Regions from separate parts of the Homo sapiens genome. Here all the other regions are linked to region 1. Evidence: chromatin contacts called from ENCODE Hi-C or POLR2A ChIA-PET data. All regions are on one chromosome and are shown on one strand. The core of a region is the stretch at or near the end of the contact, and the rest is flanking DNA. Distances in the headings are between cores, read along the strand shown.

What was found. Hi-C counts contacts between places; a loop is a spot of excess contacts on that map. ChIA-PET counts read pairs that join two places held with the same protein, here RNA polymerase II (POLR2A). Pooled maps may share reads with other maps.
Region 2: a loop to region 1 is called in a pooled map, with 4 times the contacts of the local background. The contact joins two enhancer-like sites. A Hi-C loop is called at or near these places in 2 of 168 maps with a recorded cell type or tissue (PC-3 and endothelial cell of umbilical vein) and 2 of 50 pooled maps. POLR2A ChIA-PET finds 5 or more read pairs at or near these places in 1 of 52 experiments (BJ).
Region 3: a map of Panc1 shows a loop between it and region 1 (2.2-fold over the local background). The contact joins two enhancer-like sites. A Hi-C loop is called at or near these places in 1 of 168 maps with a recorded cell type or tissue (Panc1) and 1 of 50 pooled maps. POLR2A ChIA-PET finds 5 or more read pairs at or near these places in 2 of 52 experiments (MCF 10A and WTC11).

What each region holds. Positions count from the first base shown.
Region 1 is chr5:125,410,515-125,413,841 of GRCh38, reverse strand. No RefSeq gene overlaps it. Among named protein-coding and RNA genes, the nearest start is that of LINC02240, 81 kb to the left of the region's middle. RefSeq lists an enhancer at 1,677-2,176. Within about 2 kb of position 1,706, at least 17 of the 41 ENCODE cell types and tissues checked have a DNase peak (open chromatin) inside an H3K27ac peak, as active enhancers do.
Region 2 is chr5:124,979,096-124,982,422 of GRCh38, reverse strand. No RefSeq gene overlaps it. Among named protein-coding and RNA genes, the nearest start is that of ZNF608, 230 kb to the right of the region's middle. RefSeq lists enhancers at 1,258-1,911, 1,912-2,566. Within about 2 kb of position 1,627, at least 5 of the 41 ENCODE cell types and tissues checked have a DNase peak (open chromatin) inside an H3K27ac peak, as active enhancers do.
Region 3 is chr5:125,698,917-125,702,243 of GRCh38, reverse strand. All of the region lies in intron 6 of LOC124901056 (a long non-coding RNA gene), which reads left to right. Among named protein-coding and RNA genes, the nearest start is that of LINC02240, 210 kb to the right of the region's middle. Within about 2 kb of position 1,717, at least 2 of the 41 ENCODE cell types and tissues checked have a DNase peak (open chromatin) inside an H3K27ac peak, as active enhancers do.

The sequences.
Region 1 (3,327 bases), core at 457-2,956:
GCTTATTCTTTAATACTGAGAAAGCATTTGGCTATTCTCTTTTCTTACTTCAAAGAACCCCACTCAATTAACTCTAGTAAATCTTATACCTGGTAGCGTCACCACTAGAGTCCATGACATAGAAATCTTTGAAGGGCATTTATAGAAGGAGGGGGAGACAGAACCACACCATACATTCAGAACACATTCATCTCTTTGCAGTTAGAACTGATGAGCCCTAACTGTTGGGGTGGGCTGGAAGAAGGGGGCTTGCTGTTTTCAACTCCTTATGCTTATGAAAACCAAGGCTCTCCATTCTTAAAAAAAAAAACAAAAAAAAAAAAAACTCTCAAATCCAAATCATTTTTTAAAGCACCCTGACCCTTTAATAAAAAGAGCCAGTAAGATAGCATCTGAAAAAAAGAAAGACAGATTTTAGGAACAAAGGATTTTTTTCCTCGTGCTTTGTTTTCCCAGTCTTGAATTAATCACAGCTGTCTTTCCCCAGCAAAGGTTATTTTTATCTAGCATGCTTTAAATTAAAAAACAACAAAAACAAAGGGAGCAATCTGATGTTCTTCAAGCTCCCAGAGCCCTTGCACAGAAAAAGAAGCATTTGCTCTGTGCAGCTAAGAATCCAGCTTTTAATTCTATCTTTTCTTGTGTTTACATAAACTTTCGTTTGCATTTCAGAAGCCTTATGGAAAGATTCCTGTGGCTGACCCAGGAGTAGTGGTGAATTTCTCCATCAAGTGAGTATTGATGAGCTGCAAAGTTCAGTGAACAGGAAAATTCTGCTCCTTTTATTGCCAATGTGACAGGTTACTTTATTACCATGCCTTTCACAGCAATTTAACAGTTACCCTGGTAACGGATTCAGTGAGGTAATGGGATCACAGGCATTGGAGCGGAGGCAGGCTGGCCGCTCGGCGCAGCCATCTGCTGGCTGCTGTTCCGGAGGCTGTCTGCCTGGAGGAGCCCTGACAGTCACGGGGCCTGCATGGCAATGAGCAGGTGAAACCGCAGGCCTGCCCTATTTAGCTGTACTCTGGTGATTTGTCTTTCTAATTCTATTGAAATAATCATCAGGATTTGTTTCTGATTAATTAACTAACCTTTTGGTAAAAAGATTAGATAACGAAATTGCTGCCTATTCAGAGATAATGAGATTTTTATTACTCTGTCAAAGGAAAAAAAGTACATTTATGTGTCACCAGCCGCTGTGTCAAGAGGAAAAAAAAAAAGAGAGATTTCAGTCTTTGTCGAATGTGTATATTCCTCAACAGACGAAGGGTGTGCTTAATTCTGTAGGAACTCCCCAGCCTCGTTTGACGCCTTTAGGAAGAGTTTTTAAAACAGCAAACAAAGTAATAAACACATTTAGGCCAATAGGCTTTTGGGGAGGGTGCTAATTTGTTTTAAAATGTCTCCTAATGGGAGAGAAACGCTTGGGAGTCTGGGGAACTTGCCTGTACTGTGTGGGTGTATTTATGTAAGTGTGAGAGTGTGAAGAAAGCAGTAAAATCTCCGTGCGAGGCTTTAAAATGACATATGTAGACAGGCTGCTTTTCCTCCGCACTACAGATATGTCTTCGACTTGCAGTACATTTGTCTTCTGGCAGGAGCTGCACTCGGGCAATGGGAAGGGGAAATCATCCGAGCTTAGCAGGCTGGGAGGTCACCTGTGACTGTCACAGGTAGGCTGCCTTAGGAAATGAATTATTCTGACTGGCGGTGAGTAAAAAGGGAAGCAGCCCTTCTCCTGTTTCACTCCAAGACACGCAGCCAGTCAATTTAACCTTTTCTCTTAAGAAGTCACAGCTCAATCCTTTGTTAAGGGGGACTTTCATTTTCTCACTCCTCTGTGCCTTCTTCAATGCTGTGATGCCAAGAAAAAAAAAAAAATACCAACCCCGGGAAAAGCGCTTCCCTTGGATAAAGAGATGCCAAATGCGCCAAATAGGCTGTGTGAGCCAGGCAGCATTGGAGGGAACAAAGCGCAGTATATTTCCAAATAAAACTTCAAAGAGCTACAATATTGTTTTAATTACTAAAACCTGAGGAGGAAACACAGTGCATGTCTCTTCCTTCAATGCAATGAAACGGAGGAGTGGGAGAAAGGGCCAAGTGGCAGGCTGGGACCCAGCTGAGCATTTTGTGAAAGTGTATTTGTGTCACTGTCTTTTCAGAGTCAATGAGACACTTATGTTTCTTGTGATATCCTGTGGCCTTGGCTGCCTCCGTTTGTGTGTGTATGAAAATGAAAAGATTTCAAGTTCTAAAAATGGAAGTTTCTATTCTGAATTTCGTATGGTTCACAGACAAGTTGCAACAGACCAAAGGAAAAAAAAAAAAGAAAGAATGTGCAGGGGATCAAATGTGAACATTCCAGAGCCCACTTTCCTGTCCTGCCTGGCGTTCCCACTCTCCTTCCCCTCTTTATTCCAGTTCCTCCTGCACCTCCAATTGCCAGCTAACAGGCTCCATTCCTGATAACAGATGCTTGACAAAGAAAGAGAAATAAGACATTAAAAAAGAGTAGACTGCTGCTGGGGGTGGGGATTTGATAGCACATTGCCAATGGCTTTTTACAGGAACTTGCTCTCCCTGGCTCACTACCAAGACAGGGAAAGAACAGGGCGGGGGAGGGAGCCTTTGTCCTCAAACTCCCAGTGAAATATAGGGTTAATATTAGCAATTATTATTAAAATTAGCCAAATGTTATTAAATGATCTTTGTATAGAAGAATAAGTATAGTTTTCCCTTTGGCAGACAATGACATCTGCAGCTCTACATTTTCATGAAATGACTATACTTAACAAAAACATTACTTCATTTTCATGGTATTTCTTTTGTGCCTAGGAGCAACCCTGTAATTGTTCACTTCAATTACAACATTACTATTTTAAACCGAAACCCATTTTATCTGCATGCCAGCTTTTTATTTGTTTTACCAACTATATCTATTTCCATTACTGCAAGGCTGATGGTTTGTCTCAAGAGGAAATCAAATCCATTAATTCAGAAATTTCAAGCCCGACTAGCTCTGCCATAAGCAGCATTTCTTATGCTAATAGCAAATGTGCTGAGACTGAAAGGAACTGACATGGCCCTGTTTTTTATCATAACTTAAGCATTTATGTAAGAAGGCAAATCTAATAGTAGTAGGAAACTGTAAGTGTTATTATATATAATTCACTTTCCTGAGATCTGGACAGGGCTCTGGTTTGTGTAGCCATGGTTTAAATCAGGCTGCCACAAGACTTTAACTCACCTGACTTTCCCTATTCAGCCAACATATTGCTTCACAACAGATACATCTAGCATGAAACTAGATTTGTGTGTTTG
Region 2 (3,327 bases), core at 378-2,877, 430 kb after region 1:
ACTCTATAACTTGTTTTGGAGGAGAAGGAGAGGGAGAGGACGAGAGAACAGGAGAAGGTCAGAGATTTTGCTTCTGAAGCAGCTTCTAAGGCCTTCTGATCTCCAGTTCAAAGTGCTCAGCAGTGCCAAAGCACCATGTTTTGGGGTGTTGCTTTCTGAGCCCCAACAAGGAGATATGAGAACAGGTACTGGCAAGAGCTGCGGCAGGAAGCTGCCCACACAGGGGCAAAGGTTTGGACAAGTTTTGAAGGGGAGAAATAGACAATTTCTGGCACCTATGCAGAGCAAAACGCAGCAGGATTTGGCAAGAAGAGCCAGGTAGGAAATGTAGAAGGAAAGATAATTGAAAGACAACAGTGAGTCAATGAGTCTTTAATCTGATAGCCAGAAGGAAAAGGTGACGAAAATAGAACATAGTTACAACCAAAGCAAAAGTATTAAGTTACTAGTTAATTATTAATTTAGCAGGATGTTAAATGTAATGACCTAAATCTCTGTAAGGTTTTTCTCGTTGTTGTTTTTGAGACAGGGTCTCATTCTGTTGCCCAGGCTAGATTGCAGTGGTGTGATCATAGTTGACTGCGACCTCGAACTGCTAAGCTCAAGCAATCCTCTGCCTCAACCTCCTGAGTGGCTGGGACCACAGGCATGTGCCACCAAGCGTGGCTAAGTTTGTCAAAAAGTATGTTTTAAAGATGAGGATTTCTCCATGTTGCCCAGACTGATCTCAAACTCCTGTGTTCAACCCATCCTCCTGCCTCAGCCTCTCAAAGTGCTGTGATTACAGGTGTGAGCCACCACACCTGGCCATTTCTGTAAGTTCTAAAGGTGTAAACAGCAAAGACAAGGAAGTAAGTTGAAACTCCCAAAACTCTTCTTTCAAAGGAAATGTCTTATCCAACCACACACACCAACACGTTTATGCTATTTGTTGAGTGTTTTTTGTTTTCCTCAAAGCTTTGGAGGATTTTATTGAAATCTTCATTTATGACTTTGAACCATATTTGAGGCCCCTTTGTATGTGCCCTGGTGTGGAAAAGCCTCCTATACTACAGGGTTCCGAATAAATAATGAGACATATACCAGGTCTATGCTTTTGTGTTACTCACCATAATAAAAATAGCGTGCTTGGTGTACCAAATAAATAATGTGTTGAGATGTTACATTACACCAAATAAATCGATAAAAACAAATGTCTTTCAGCACAATAATTTTGTCTCAAACTCTAACCACGTAATAGAAAATAGATTTCCTGTGTTCTTGAGCATGGATTGTAAACAGAACCATACCAGTAGTCTCTGTTTATTGTTTTGTGTAAGTTCAGAGGGAGAGCGGATTGTTTACTAGAACAAAATCCTTTAAAAAGAAAAAAAAAGGATTCTCATCTTTCATTTAGGTTAATAACACACTACATATATTTGTCCATCAAATTAGAATTACTGTCAGCCCATAATGCATTTTAGTTTAGCCAATATCAGTCAGTCCTGATTTATTTGCTTAATACAAATCTAATTGAGTTTCAGGCTGCTCTTCTCCTTTCAGCTGTTAACCGACCAAGTACATCTTTAATTTCCAAGACCGATGGTGTGGTAGCAGTTGAGAGGAAGAGCGATTTGCATAAGGCCCCAGAAGGGTGCCAAAACTCTTCACGCTTTAAACAACAGCCTTTATTATTCTGTAAGTGGATGTGTTGAATTTTCATGCTTTTGTTTCCAGTTCAGTCCTGACAGAAAAGAATAAAGTAGATTTTGCCAGCACCCCTGCTGTGCCCTGGGGGAGAAATTCAATGTGCCTCATTTGTCTTAATTGGAGAACCGCCCTCAGCACCAGCTTTTTCTATGAATACATTAGCATAACAGACAGAAAATTCAAGCCCACTTTTGTAGAAACAGTCTCCCCCACACACCCACCTCCCATTTTTAAGACTAATAAAAACTGCAAGAGGGGAGAAGTGTTTCATCTCCTGAATTTCTTACAGTTGCTGTTGTAAAATTCTCTGTACAGGAAAGATGCATCAAGCCTATTTTATCTCTGCACTGTTATTAGAGCCAGTCGTGGAAAATGTGATAAATATCATCCATGACGGAGAGCTGAAAGCTTCTCTTTATTCTTCATAATGTGCTAATCCTATATACTTGTTCGTTGACTGGTTATGCTGCTTTTTCAGAGGGGAGAGTAGGTTTTATATAGAGATGAATGTGTAGCAGCTATGAATGAATCTAGAAGAAAAAAAAAGAAAAATTCTCACCGAGGTGAATTTATTAACACTAAAACAAACGCAATTATCTCAGTCAAAGCAAGATTTTAAACCCTGTGCCAATTCATTGGAGAAATATTAAATTCATCTTCACGTTTTTCATATTACAAAAGGGCTCTAAGTCTGGACAAACAACCTGTGCTGTGTAAATCATTTCCCTAATCCAGGCTCTTTCAGTATCAGATTGAACTAATGGAATTTAAAGGTAGGTATTTCAAAAGAAATATTTCGTCTACGTGTTCCCAAGACTGGTATTAATTCTTTTATCACATCTGCTCAACCTGCTTGCCATTGCCAGCATGTGAAAGAGAAAAGGAAAATATGGGGAAAGATGTAATTTCTTAATAAAATGTGGTGTACACATTCTCTTGGAAAGATGGCTGCCTTTCAAAATAACAATGAATCCATATTTTGTCTTGATTTTTTCTCCAGCAGGCCTAATTTACCACGTCAGTCACATACTGCTCTCACTAGATGCCTTCCAGGGATTTTAAATAAGGTTTTGTTGTTGTTGTTAAGAGCTTGTTTTGTTTTGAATTATTTGTATGCTCATTTGAAAACTAAATACCTTTTGGGTCAGGTCCTTGTGGGTAAATGGAAAGCAAAATCATTTTGGAATAATAATTTTGAGATACAGAAGCTTCTGCGGCCTAGAGAGAAGCAAACAGTTCTTCCTTCTGTGTAAATCCTCATTGTGTCACCCATTTCAAATGTCTGGTAATACTAACAGAAAGCCTGAAGGCAATGCTGAGAGACTGTCAGCCTCCCATCCCCCTTCCTCCTCCCATCCCTCACTTTCCACTCACTCAGCCCCAGTAAACATTCCAAGAGGGTGTGGTGACTTGGTCAGTATTAGAGACTAGGAAGTAAACGTCTGCTTTCTAGCATAAGTGAATCTAAAAAATAATTATTTGACTTGATTTGTCCTGCAAGCAGATGTCAGCTTTTCACCTTGCTAATAGTTTCATTTACATTGTAAAGCTGACAAGCAGTTTACGCAGTTTATCAGATAATTTCTGCTCCTCTTTAAACAAGCATTCTGGCCACTCTGAGTTCTTCCTTGAATCCTC
Region 3 (3,327 bases), core at 468-2,967, 290 kb before region 1:
GTTATATAAGTAATGACTAAAAAATTTAAAAATAAAAAATAAAAAACATAAAAATATTAAAAATTATTAAAAGAAATAAAAACATAATACATTCTTATATATTACACACAAAAACATTTTATAATTTTTCTTATATGTATTTGAGCAATGAATATATTACCCCTTCAAAGTTACATAAATATGAATACAGGAAATCCATATGGGCTGATTTGTAACAATTTTTCCCCATATAAATAAAACGAAGCAAGTTTGTAGAACAGTGTGTATGGTATCACTTGTGCATCAAAAAATGTATGTGTATATGTGTGTATGTGTGTATATGTGTTTATACATTTATATACATATATATATAATGCATTTATTCAAATACACACTTGAAAGCACAGCCTCCCTTGAAAAATTCAGAAGAAACTGCTGAGAATGACTTTCCCTGTTGAGAGAGACAGGGATTGTCCACACTGAAAATCTATTTGAATGTTTACCACGTACATAAATCATTTTTAAAACACGTTTTAAAGGCATTTGTGAAATGCTGGTCACCATAGCAAAATTTTTTGAGCAAAAGTTTAGACAGAACTAAATATTTCTTCTTTGGGAATGATTTGTATTAATTTCAACTCATTCATATTCTGGAATCCTCTTCAGTTATTAAAATATTTTTACTTTTTTTAAACTTTAAAAAAAGTAATGAGACAATATTATATATTTATATGTGTGTGCTTATAAATGTAAACAAAAATCTAAAAGCTGGTAATAATTAATGATGGCAAGAGGATTGGGAGAATCTTGATGTACCAGGAGACTTTTATTTTTTACTGTATGGAGTTCTGTATTGTGTAAATGTATTACTATATTTTTAGTATAAAATAAAAGCATGTTTAATCAGATATTCAATTTGGAATAATGTGACCACCTAGCCTTATAGATAATTCATGTTTGTCATTGACATAGTTAAAAGGACCTAGCTGACATTTTTTAAATCTAAAAATTTCTTCTTATAGGCTTTTACACAGATAAAAAGTAACCTGGTCCTTAAGGTCAATCTTGATGTTAATTGGGAATTGGCAAAGAGGTAGGAGTAAGTTTGTCTCTGTTATGGGAAGAGAAAGAGTGCAAAAATGTGAGTGTTATCTTCAGTAACCAAATAGAAACATATATGTGTAATTAAAATTCCTTAAATTCAACAAATTCCAAAATAAGGCTAAACCAAAATATAGTATGACAAGACTGTCTACCTCTTACTGATTTGCCTACATAGCTATCAACTAATGTTTGACTTTGATATAGTATTATCTTTAATTGTTCTTAGATTTTTTTGTTAGTCCACTATTATAAATGAGTCTATAAAAAATTTGATTATACACACAGTCTTCTGGGAGAACAGGAGCAGGATTTTGGCATCGTGACATTCTCAGCTTCATAACACTCCCCTCCTTCATTTCTTCCTCTCTTAGCAGTCAGCAGAATAGGCTGACACGAGGGAAATGCCTGCCAAGGAACTTTAGTAGGAGGCAGTTTTTAATTAACAGGGGCCAGAGAAGGTGATAACCCCAAGGGATAGTGAAGAGAAATTAACATGGAAAAGCAGTTCCACGCTTCTGTGGGTCCCCAAAGGCCAGTCGTATTAGTGGTGTCTGTTCTGATTGAACTTTTGCTGTGTCTTTTTATTGATTCAGTTGTCAGGATCTGACAAAAGGACCGCTGCTCGTCAGTTATTTGCTCATGGTAGAGGGTTATAGCTGGAAACTGCTTCCTTGTATGGCTGACTGCAGAGCGAGAGCTGTCGTTGTGGTTATCATTTTACAGACATGATTAATGTTGTTGGGCTTTATGTAAGAATTAAGTGTGTGTACACACATGCAACCGGACAGGCTTACTTTGGATTTTTTGAGCCTCTTTATTCTCTTAGTTCTTTGCTTGGTTTTCCAAAAACTTCTTTAATTATTAAAATATTTTAAAATGCAATTTCAGGGATAATAATTAAACTGACTGTTGTAGCCACTTTTTTTTCTGCCAGTTACCAAATCCTTGGCTTAACAAGCATTTTAAAAGAATAATATCCTGTGATTAAATATTTCAAGTTTCTCTCTCAAAGATGAAAATGAATAGTAAATAAAGCGTGTAAAGGGCTTGTGAAATCAGCTCATGTAGCAAGGAGAAGGTAGGGGTTTTCTTTTTTTAACTGCCTAAGAGAGTGCCTTGAGCTGGTAAGCCCAGGGTGTGCCTCAGGAGAGCTTTTGTACTTTAGCACAGTGAGAACAAAAGCACATTTTCTTAAAAATATTTTAAGAACGTTTTGAACACCATGTGGGTCTTTTTAACTCCCTAAGAACCAAGCTAACTCCAGAATTCCATTTATGTTTACCAGTTTAAGAATGTACTTTTTCTAAAATAATGGCAGACTTCATACTTTTCTAAAAAGTGCAGTGATAATTACTTTTTCTAAATTCAAACAATATTTGTGTTATTTACTTACTCGAAACACAGTATTTACTAAGGTCACTTAATAAGAAAATACCAGGACCCTGATACTAATACATTCCCTAAAGCTTGTTTGTCTTCTTTTTCCTTTTCTTCTTCTTTTTGAGGTTTGTGCAACCATTTATAAAGAAATGGCTCTCTTAGAGTTACATGTCCCTCATGTCTAAATTTAATAAGCATCTAGATTGGTCCTGTCTAAAGTAGAAGTCATAAGCCACATGTAGTAATTGATCACTTGAAATGTGGCCAGTTTGAATTGGGATGTACTTTAAGTGTAAAATATACACAAAATTGTGTAAGTGTAGTATGAAAAAGAGAATGTAACATATCTCATTAACAATTTTTATGTTAATCACATATTGATGTAATATTTTTAATGTATTAGGTTAATATATTACCAAAATTATCTGATTTCTTTTCTTTTTAACATTTTTTATATAGCTACTAGAAAATTTTACATTATATATGTGGGTTACATTATCTTTCTATCAGAGAGTAGTGATCTAGATAATAGTTAAAGTTAATATTTATTAAGCACTTACTATTTATTTAATATTTAGAAAGCACTTACATGCTATTCTAAGCACTTTATATGCATCATCTCATTTAATTTCAGAATTACCATTAGGATAGGTGTTATTATTACCCCTGTTTTATAGACAAGAAAATTTAGGCAAGAATAGTAAGCAATTTGCTTAAGATTATGTAACTACCTTATACTTCACTCTCCTTTTAATAATTAAAATATTTTTGAAGTGTCTACGTAATGCTATGCATAAGACATAGTACTATGCATAGGCAATACACTGTAATTAATTACTCTGTAGTATATGCTAGCACAACTCT